Linked DNA regions of Homo sapiens: region 1 is linked to region 2. The links are chromatin contacts, found by Hi-C or POLR2A ChIA-PET in ENCODE. All regions are on one chromosome and are shown on one strand. The core of a region is the stretch at or near the end of the contact, and the rest is flanking DNA. Distances in the headings are between cores, read along the strand shown.

Region 1 (4,908 bases), core at 1,650-4,149, 7.0 Mb after region 2:
CCCATGGCCAGGAGGGCTCAGGACAATCCTCTATTTCCTGACCTTTTCCTCGTCCACCCTGGGCTTGGGGACCCCCCCACCGGACTCTCCACTCTCCGGCAGGTCCTAGGGGAGCCACCGGAAGGAAGGAGAGGTTTGCCTGCTCCTACGGGACTGATTCTTCTCTTGCCGACATGTTTTTTGTAAGGCTGGTAAATAAATTATTTTGGACAAAACTGGAGCAGCTGCCCAAATGATAGTTTTATTTTCTGTCCTTGAAATAAAGAAGCCAATTTTATAAAGGGGAAAACAATACATATTCTTTGCCTCCTTTCTTCCTGTCTGAAGTGAGATCACAGCAGACATTTTTAGAGCTTTCTCTGCACTACATGCTGTGCTGTTCTGTGGATGATTTCCACTTAATCTTCTCCTACTGCAGGAAATACCATTACCTCTTAGCAGTGAGGAGACTGAGGCCCAGACAGAAGTGACCTGCCAAGGTCACACGGCAGTCAGGCAGGGGCCTGGGATTAGAGCCTAGGTCTGACTCCAAAGCCTGGCTTGTCCCTCACATTCTGGGCAATTTACTTAACTTCTTGGTATCCCTTTTCCTCATTTGTGAAACTTTATAACAATTCCCTCCACAGAGGTATTGCTCTCCATTGAAAACCAAAGCACCACCCTTGGCCCACAGAAGCCCCTACCGCTCCCACTGTTTCCTGGACCCCTCACTCTCCTTCCGGGAGGAGGCTGGGAAGCCTCCCCAAGGAGCAGGGATGGATCTGTCCTCAAACCTTCCCTAAATCTGCTCTGTGCCAGGCCCTGAGCTAGCTCCAAGACTTAACCCTACACCCAAAGAGTTCCCAAACAGACAGGCAGAAGCAACCATTAGAATCAAGTGTCTGGCCAGGCACGGTGTCTCATGCCTATAATCCCAGCACTGGGAGCCTGAGGCAGGAGGATCACTTGAGCCCAGGAGTTCTAGACCAGCCTGGACAACATAGTGAGACCCTGTCTCTACAAAAAAAAAAATTTTAATTAACTGGGTGTAGTGGCGTGTGCCTGTAGTCTCAGCAACTAGGAAGGCTGAGGCAGGAGGATCGCTTGAGCCCAGGAGTTGGAGGCTTCAGTGAGCAGTGATCATGCCACTGCACTCCAGCCTGGGTGACGGTGTAAGACCCTGTCTCAAAAACAAAAAAAATCAAGTGTCATTGCACTGGGAGCCCATATTAGCCAAGTTAGGGGTGGCCATATAACCTAGACTCATGGTATGGGGTGGGTGGTTAAGAACGGCTTCCTGGAGAAGGTGATATTTAAGGGAAGTCTTTCAGGAGCTGACCTGAAGGTGAATTTTGTTTATTTTTATTTATTTTATTTATTTTTTATTTTTTGTTTATTTTTTTTTGAGATGGAGTCTCGCTCTGTTGCCCAGGCTGGAGTGCATTGGCACGATCTCAGGTCGCTGCAAGCTCCGCCTCCTGGGTTCAAGCAATTCTCCTGCCTCAGCCTCCCGAGTAGCTGGGACTACAGGCACCCGCCACCACGCCTAGCTAATTTTTTTCTTTTTTTTTTTTTTTTTTTTTGTATTTTTAGTAGAGACGGGGTTTCACCGTAGCCAGGATGGTCTCGATCTCCTGACCTCGTGATCCGCCCACCTCAGCCTCCCAAAGTGCTGGGATTACAGGCGTGAGCCACCGAGCCCGGCCCTGAAGGTGAAATTTTTAAAGGAAAAAGGAACATTCAGGCCAAGGAGACTATCTATGCAAAGGCCAGGAGCAAAAGGCTTAGGGCACTTGGGGAATAGGAGCTAGTTGAGCTTCCAAGGTTGGGTACAAGGTACAGTTTTTCCCAAGTCGTTGGAGCTCCAGTTGCTCCTGGGGGTCACAGCCTTATCTGAAGTTGGCAGACAACTTCAAAACTGTGACACCACAGCTCACAATTCATTCATCCCCACACTGCAGACCAGTGGCTCCTCAAAGGTCCCAAGACCTGTGGTTGCTTCCAGATCACAAGGCCTCCTCCCTAAGACAGGGACCCAGCCAACCTGGGTCACCCCATTACTATTCTGGGCAATTGGCCACGACCATTCTGGATCCTGCCCTCCCGGGGCGTGCTGCAGTGACAGCCTACCAGCCTCTAGCCCAGTGCTTCCCTACCCTATCCTAGCTCACGGTAGAATCCCTGGAATTAAACCAACTAACCAACAAACCAAAAAATGCCCAGTCTTCACCCAAAACACTTACATGAGGATCTGTCCTGCTACACATCGGTGATTTCAAAAGCATTTGTCAAGACATTGAACTGTACATTTAAGATCTATGCATTTTACTATATGTAAATGATATCTGAAAATAAGTTCCCAGGGGACTCTAACGCAGTGTGAAGAACTACTGGTCTAGACCGAGGGCTCCAGCACCCAAGAAGACACCATGTGCCTCGTACCCCATCGTACACACACGTTTCTTGGGACTTCGCTCTGAACTGGAGCGTCCACGATTCAGGGGGCAATGAGATTCGACCCAAAGGCAGTTCATTTAACATCTGTTTTTCTCCCAGCAACCAGCTCGCCTAAGCTTCTGATTGGCTGGAGGGCACGGGGCCTTTCGCTTCGCGTTTTGTTTGTAGATTCTTATTGGTTAAGAAGAGCGTCAGTCTCCCACCGCGTAAGAGTGTAGTCGGCGTTGAAACTCGGCGGCGACTGGTCCAGCAGAACCAGGGACGGGGAGAAGGATCAAGCTAGCTCTTCATTGGTCCCTTCCCCTCGGTGTTGGCCACGAATCCGCCCCTCTCTCCAAGTTCCGTTAGCTCGCGGCTTCGCTCCTCTCCCAGACTCTCGCCCCCATTGGCTGCAGGCCACGCCGTCGCCCCGCCCCCCGGTCCTTCCAGCGCGCCAATTGGCGGCTGCGTGGAACGTGCCAGGGAGAGCGCGCCGTGCCCGCGGAGAGAGCGCGGCGCGGGAGGCCGGCGGCCGGCCGGCTGCATGGCGCGCTGCGAGAGGCTGCGCGGAGCGGCCCTGCGCGACGTGCTGGGCCGGGCGCAGGGGGTCCTGTTCGACTGTGACGGGGTGCTGTGGAACGGCGAGCGCGCCGTGCCGGGCGCCCCGGAGCTGCTGGAGCGGCTGGCGCGGGCCGGCAAGGCGGCTCTGTTTGTGAGCAACAACAGCCGGCGCGCGCGGCCCGAGCTGGCCCTGCGCTTCGCGCGCCTCGGCTTCGGGGGGCTGCGCGCCGAGCAGCTCTTCAGCTCCGCGCTGTGCGCCGCGCGCCTGCTGCGCCAGCGCCTGCCCGGGCCTCCGGACGCGCCGGGCGCCGTGTTCGTGCTGGGCGGCGAGGGGCTGCGCGCCGAGCTGCGCGCCGCGGGGCTGCGCCTGGCCGGGGACCCGAGCGCGGGGGACGGCGCGGCCCCGCGCGTGCGCGCCGTGCTTGTGGGCTACGACGAGCACTTCTCCTTCGCCAAGCTGAGGGAGGCGTGCGCGCACCTGCGCGACCCCGAGTGCCTACTCGTGGCCACCGACCGTGACCCATGGCACCCGCTGAGCGACGGCAGCCGGACCCCTGGTGAGCGCGGGAATGGCGGGGAAACTGAGATGGGGGCGACCTGCGCATTCGCCTCCACGCCTAAGGGTGAGGGGCGGGGAAGAGGCGTCTCCAGGTGGCAGGTGGGGAACAGGAGAGTGCGAGGGAGGCCCAGGGTGCTTTGGTGTGGGGGGCGGTTGATCCCTGTAGCCGTCATCCTGTGAGGCGCAGCAGTGTGGTCCCTGTTGGACAGATGAGGAAACTGAGGCCCTTTGTAACTTAGGGAGTTGGGCGGAATTCTGCCCTACCCACCATCGGGGTGGGGTTGGAGAGGAAGCCTGGGAGGATTGTCCCCCTGTGTGAGGGTTGAAACACCATTCCCAGAGGCAGGGTGTAGGCAGGTGTGTGGGGAGCAAAGGCGGTGGAGTTTGACCTCAGTTCCAGGTCCAGCTCCAGCTTCACAGCTGTGTAATCGTGTTCAGTTACATAACCTCCAAGCATCTCTGCCTGGGTGAGAAATGGCAGTGCTCAGCATGCCCGGTGACGGTGATCAGGGTGAGTGCCTGGCACATAGTAGGTGTTCAGATGATGTAAGTTGTAGCCAGAGTCCCCCATGTTACAGAGAACTTAATGAAACAGCTTTGTGTGTGTTCTTCTTTGGTTTCCAAATTACTCTGGAGATGGAAGTTATTGTCCCATTTCTCAAGTAAAGAGACTGAGGCAGCCGGATGCAGTGGCAACAGCCTGTAGTCCCAGCTACTCGAGAGGCTGAGGCGGGAGGATTGCTTGAGCCTAGGAGGTCAAGGCTGTAGCGTGCTATCATTGCATCTGTGAAAAGCCACTGTACTTCAGCATGGGCAACATAGTGAGACCTTATCTCTAAAAGAAGAGGAAAGAAACTGAGACTAAGAGAAGGGAAGTGAGCTGCCCAAGAACAGATATAGTGAGCCCCTCCACCTCCTGTGTCCCCACACACCTGCCTCCATCCTGCCTCTGGGAATTGGTGTTTCAGCCCTCACAAGTAGGGACAGTCCTCGCAGGCTTCCCCTCCAACCCTCCAACCGCACCCCAATGATGGGTGGGGCAGAATTCTGCCAGCAACTCTCTGGCAGAGTGATAGAGCGCGGGAACCTGAATTTGGCCTTTGTGACACCGACCTCCAGGGCAGTCTTCACTGCTGTCATCTTGCGAGTTCAGCCCTGCAGGGGAGGCAGAAGCAAAAGGAGGCTCCTCCATTGTGGAGGGTTTGCGTTAGACAAGAGCAGGTGGCAGCAGAGGCTAATTGGCAGTGGTCAGTGTGTGTGGACAGGTTAATAGCCCAGTCAGTATACTGGGGCCGTGGACAGATCTCTGTCACTCCGTCTCTGTTGGCCACTGACCCGGACAGTCATTGATATTAAATCCTGGGGGTACAGGA
Region 2 (4,613 bases), core at 517-3,016:
AAGTGTGAGTGAAAAGCAAGCATTCCACCTCATTTCTCAGTTGTCCAGTTCTGTCCCCCACTACACCCCAGAGGCAATCACTTTTCCTTGGGGGGACTCACCATGCTGAAGTTTGAGGGTCACCGTCATACATATGAGATAGACCAAGATGGGGGGCTCTCTGCACTCCAGAGCTCACAGCAAAATTGCAGGTAAGACCACCATTCAAAGACAAGTGCCTGAGGAAGGGGTCTCAAAGTCACCAGCAAAGATGCCAGCGGCTCCTGCTCAGTGCATGTCTGCACCTCCTATTTCTAGGACCTTCCAATCTGCTTCCTTCTGGGGACCACTTCACGTAGGAAGCAGTCCCTACACAGGTTATCTTGTCACAAGCAAAGATCAGGAATGGATAGGTGGGTAAGGGGAGAGTAAGACGTGATGGTGAGCTAAGAGGAGTCTGCAGAGAGGTCTAAGCTTGAAAAGTCTGGACAGAAACCCAATGTTCAGTCTTTCCATTTGTATTTCTGATTATTTGTAGTAACCATCAACTTTCGTCATTTGGATAGATTCTTAAGAAAAAAAAAAAATCACTGATGGCTGGGCACAGTGGCTCACGCCTGTAATCCTAGCACTTTGGGAGGCCGAGGCGGGAGGATCCTGGCCTGAGGTCAGGAGTTCAAGACCAGCCTGACCAACATGGTGAAACCCCGTTTCTACTAAAAATACAAAATTTAGCTGGGCATGGTGCGGGCCGTGGAATTCCAGCTACTAGGGAGGCCAAGGCAGGAGAATCGCTTGAACCTGGGAAGCGGAGGCTGCAGTGAACCAAGATCACGCCACTGCATTCCAGCCTGGGCTACCGAGTGAGACTCAGTCTCAAAAAGGAAAAAAAAAAAAAGCGGAAAAAAAAATTCGCTGATGTTTTAACCATTCTGGGGTCACAGCCTCCTTTGTTATGGACCTACTCTGGAAAAATGCACAGACAGGTAAACCTCTGCGGAAGCCTCACAGACTGCCAGCCTACCCAGGGATCCCGGGAGGTCCAAGTTCAGAATCCCACTTTGAGATGTTTCTTGTACTAAAACGCTTGGTTTACAAAAAGTCTTCCCCTATTTGTTTAGAGAACCCGAACGATGTCGTCACTGGCAGCGAAGCGCCTTGGCATGAACCGTAGGCCAGCTGGCTCAGGAGGTGGAGGCGGTGAGGCGGCCACTTGGGGCCACCGCTTCTGGCGGCCGCAGGAGCGACCCACAGACAGGTAATGGCTGCCATGGGGGGCGGGGCGTCGTCTTTAGCCTTTAGCGCCCCTGTGCTTCGTGCGCATTTCGTGGCCTCTGGGTGCCGTACCTGCTTCCCACCCGGCTTTCCTGGGTGGCGGAGAGCGAACCCACCCCAGCCTGGGTTGGGGGAGGGGGCGTCGGCGCAGGGTCCCGTGGGCAGAGCTGCGCTGGGAGCTGGCGGGCTCCGCATTCATCATTGTTCCTCCAGCGCCTGGCACGGCTGGGCCGAAGCAGAGACCGTGGCCTGAAGCGCGCCATCCCCTTCGGAGTTGACCGACCACCAAGCTCTTCCGCCCACAGGTGTTGTCAGAGCTCCTTCCACCGGCCGGACCTAGGAAGGACCCAGGGTCCAAACATGGCCCGAGGCTGGCCGAGAGCACAACAGCCGGCGGGCGCTGACGGGCACGGAGCGCACGGGACCGCGGAGGAACCCGCGCGCGCCCCCGCCTCGCGCCGCGCGCACGTGACTGCGCCCCCGGCCCCGCCCCCGGCCTGCCCCCCGCCCCCACTGGCCGCTCGGCCGCGCGCGGGTCGGCCGGCTCTATGGGGAAAGCGGCGGCTCCGAGCCGAGGCGGCGGCTGTGGCGGCCGCTCCCGCGGGCTCTCGTCGCTGTTCACGGTTGTCCCCTGCCTGTCGTGCCACACGGCGGCGCCGGGCATGAGCGCTTCCACGTCCGGCTCCGGGCCGGAGCCCAAGCCCCAGCCCCAGCCCGTGCCCGAACCGGAGCGGGGACCGCTGTCAGAACAGGTGTCGGAGGCAGTTTCGGAGGCAGTGCCAAGATCGGAACCTGTGTCCGAGACGACGTCTGAGCCGGAGCCAGGGGCTGGGCAGCCATCGGAACTGCTGCAGGGGTCGCGGCCGGGGTCAGAGTCAAGCTCAGGTGTAGGGGCTGGGCCCTTCACTAAGGCCGCATCGGAGCCGCTCTCCCGGGCGGTGGGGAGCGCGACCTTTCTCAGACCCGAGTCAGGATCGCTGCCAGCGTTAAAGCCCCTGCCTCTTCTGCGACCAGGACAGGCGAAGACTCCTCTTGGGGTTCCAATGTCGGGGACTGGCACGACCTCCAGTGCCCCACTGGCCTTACTGCCTCTGGACAGCTTCGAGGGCTGGCTTCTCAAGTGGACCAACTATCTGAAGGGCTACCAGCGCCGCTGGTTCGTGCTGGGCAATGGTTTGCTCTCTTACTACAGGTATGGAAGCGCCAGGGTGGGACATGGGGGTTGGAGGGTGGTGATGCTGCAGGGATGGTGATGGAGGGCCTCCATGGTTGGCGGACACTGCCACTAGTCTAGAGATGTTTAGGGGCATGCATTCCAGCAGGCCAAGTCACGCTTCTGGCCCGCCGCCAAGGGCCGGGGGCCCTGACCTCTGGCAAGGGTGAATGTGATCTGCGGACATGACCTCTGGCAAGCTTGGGTTTTTGGGCAAGTGGGGAGGTGGAGTAAGGGAGTGATCTGGGGCCTCAGTTCCCTTCTGCTTGGCAGTTGTGGGGCTTGGGGCAGCTAGCTAGAGTCAGCCCCTCAAAGTCCTTGCCCTTTCTGGTTCGGGAGCTAACATCATTGTGTGTTTGGGATTGAGGGAGAGAGTCACCTTGTTCAGTCCTTAGGACCCACACTCTTAGGAAGGGCTGCTTATTCTTCCCGCCTGGGGCAGTTACTCCCACCTTTCCTGATGCCTCTGGTTGCCAGGCCTTGGGCTGGGCACCACAGACTCACAGATGTATTGGACACGGTTCTTGGCCTTCAGGAGTCCATCTTGGCATTTTGCGGAGAGCTAGGAAGTGTTTTGCTGCCCTCCTTTCTTATTCCAGACCCAGCACGGGATTCAAAATTAAAGTCCAGTGGTGAGAGAGCTAACACTGTCTTCCCACTGAAACTGGTTGAAAGGAGGTTACTGAAGCCTCCCTTTGCTTTCTTACTGGCTCTTCCCTGGGTCTGCTTCCTGGGGATGGTTGGTTTAAGCCTTGAGAACTCAGATCAGTCTATGCCAGTGGTTCTCAAACCTGAGTGTGCATCAGCATTCCCTGAAGAGCTTGTTGGAACACAAAGTGCTGGGCCTCCCCAATGAATTTCTGTTACAGTGGGCCTAGGGGAAGGGCCTGAGATTCGGATTTTCTAATAACTTCCCAGGCGTGGCTGGTGATGCTGGTCCAGGACCACACTCTGAGAAGCACTGTTTCATTGCTGCACACAAAAGGACCTTGACTTGCTGTTGCTGAAATTCAGGTCACTTCACTCACTTCATTCAGCCAACAGTATCCCTTCAAGTCACCCACTACAGGGTTTTGTTTTTTGTTGTTTTTGTTTTTGAGACGGAGTATTGCTCTGTCGCCCAGGCTGGAGTGCAGTGGTGCAATCTTGGCTCACTGCAACCTCCGCCCCCCAGGTTCAAGCAATTCTTCTGCCTCAGCCTCCTGAGTAGTTGGGATTACAGGCGCCCGTCACCATGCCCGGCTAATTTTTTTTTTGTATTTTTAGTAGAGATGGGGTTTCACCATGTTGCCCAGGCTGGTTTCGAACTCCTGACCTCAGGTGATTCGCCTGCCTCGGCCTCCCAAAGTGTTAGGATTACAGGCATGAGCCACCACACCGGCCTCTCCTGTCTTACAAATGAGGAGTTCTGAGGTTTGATGGGGAGACACAGAGCCCATTATCCAAAGGCACTGGCCCAGTAGACGGTAGAGAGGGATTCTGAACACCAACATCTGGACCTGTCCCAAATGTGTCCTGATACCCACTCACCTTTGAGTTCAGCATGTCTGTGTTACCTGTATTTACCAGGTACTACTAAACTGAAGAGTTAAAGGTAATGTTTATAAGTATAGTCTCCCACAGTGGCAGAAATGCCTGGTTTTAGTGGAAGTAAAACCTGATATCATGCTTTTGGGTTTTAATTGGAAGAGCAAAGATGTCCATCTTCTTTTTTTTATTTTTTGAGATGGAGTCTCACTCTGTCACCAGGCTGGAGGGCAGTGGTGCAATCTCGGTTCACTGCAACCTCCGCCTCCCAGGTTCAAGCAGTTCTCCTGCCTCAGTCTCCCAAGTAGCTGGGATTACAGGTGTGCGCCACCACACACGGTTAATTTTTGTATTTTTAGTAGAGGCGGGGTTTCACCATGTTGGCCAGGATGGTCTTGATCTCTTGACCTCATGATCTGCCCGTCTCAGCCTCCCAAATCTTCTTTTCTTAAAACAAAATGTGTAGACGGTTGACATTTCAGAGTGATCTCAAGTGTGCAGATTCTCTGGGTAACTAAGAAAAATTCTTACTGCTTGCTGATAATGTTGTGAAGATAAATGCTAGTTTTGTGGGGAGGAGGGAGTGAGAACAAGTTTCTGGTGTGTGTGCGTGTACAGT

The links. Hi-C counts contacts between places; a loop is a spot of excess contacts on that map. ChIA-PET counts read pairs that join two places held with the same protein, here RNA polymerase II (POLR2A).
Region 1: a map of transverse colon shows a loop between it and region 2 (14-fold over the local background). The contact joins the promoter of PDXP here to the promoter of OSBP2 in region 2. A Hi-C loop is called at or near these places in 1 of 168 maps with a recorded cell type or tissue (transverse colon). POLR2A ChIA-PET finds 5 or more read pairs at or near these places in 1 of 52 experiments (WTC11).

Annotation. Positions count from the first base shown.
Region 1 is chr22:37,655,824-37,660,731 of GRCh38, forward strand. It overlaps PDXP (pyridoxal phosphatase), which reads left to right and starts at 2,900. Exons shown (of 2, transcript NM_020315.5): 1 at 2,900-3,533. The coding sequence starts at 2,960. PDXP-DT (PDXP divergent transcript) reads right to left here and starts at 2,554. Exons shown (of 6, transcript NR_109952.1): 1 at 2,432-2,554. SH3BP1 (SH3 domain binding protein 1) reads left to right here. Exons shown (of 18, transcript NM_018957.6): 18 at 1-294. RefSeq lists enhancers at 2,457-2,526, 2,537-2,586, 2,775-3,276, 4,103-4,614, 4,615-4,908 and silencers at 2,777-3,086, 3,287-3,396.
Region 2 is chr22:30,693,108-30,697,720 of GRCh38, forward strand. It overlaps OSBP2 (oxysterol binding protein 2), which reads left to right and starts at 1,767. Exons shown (of 14, transcript NM_030758.4): 1 at 1,767-2,446. The coding sequence starts at 1,803. RefSeq lists silencers at 1,440-1,519, 1,904-1,953.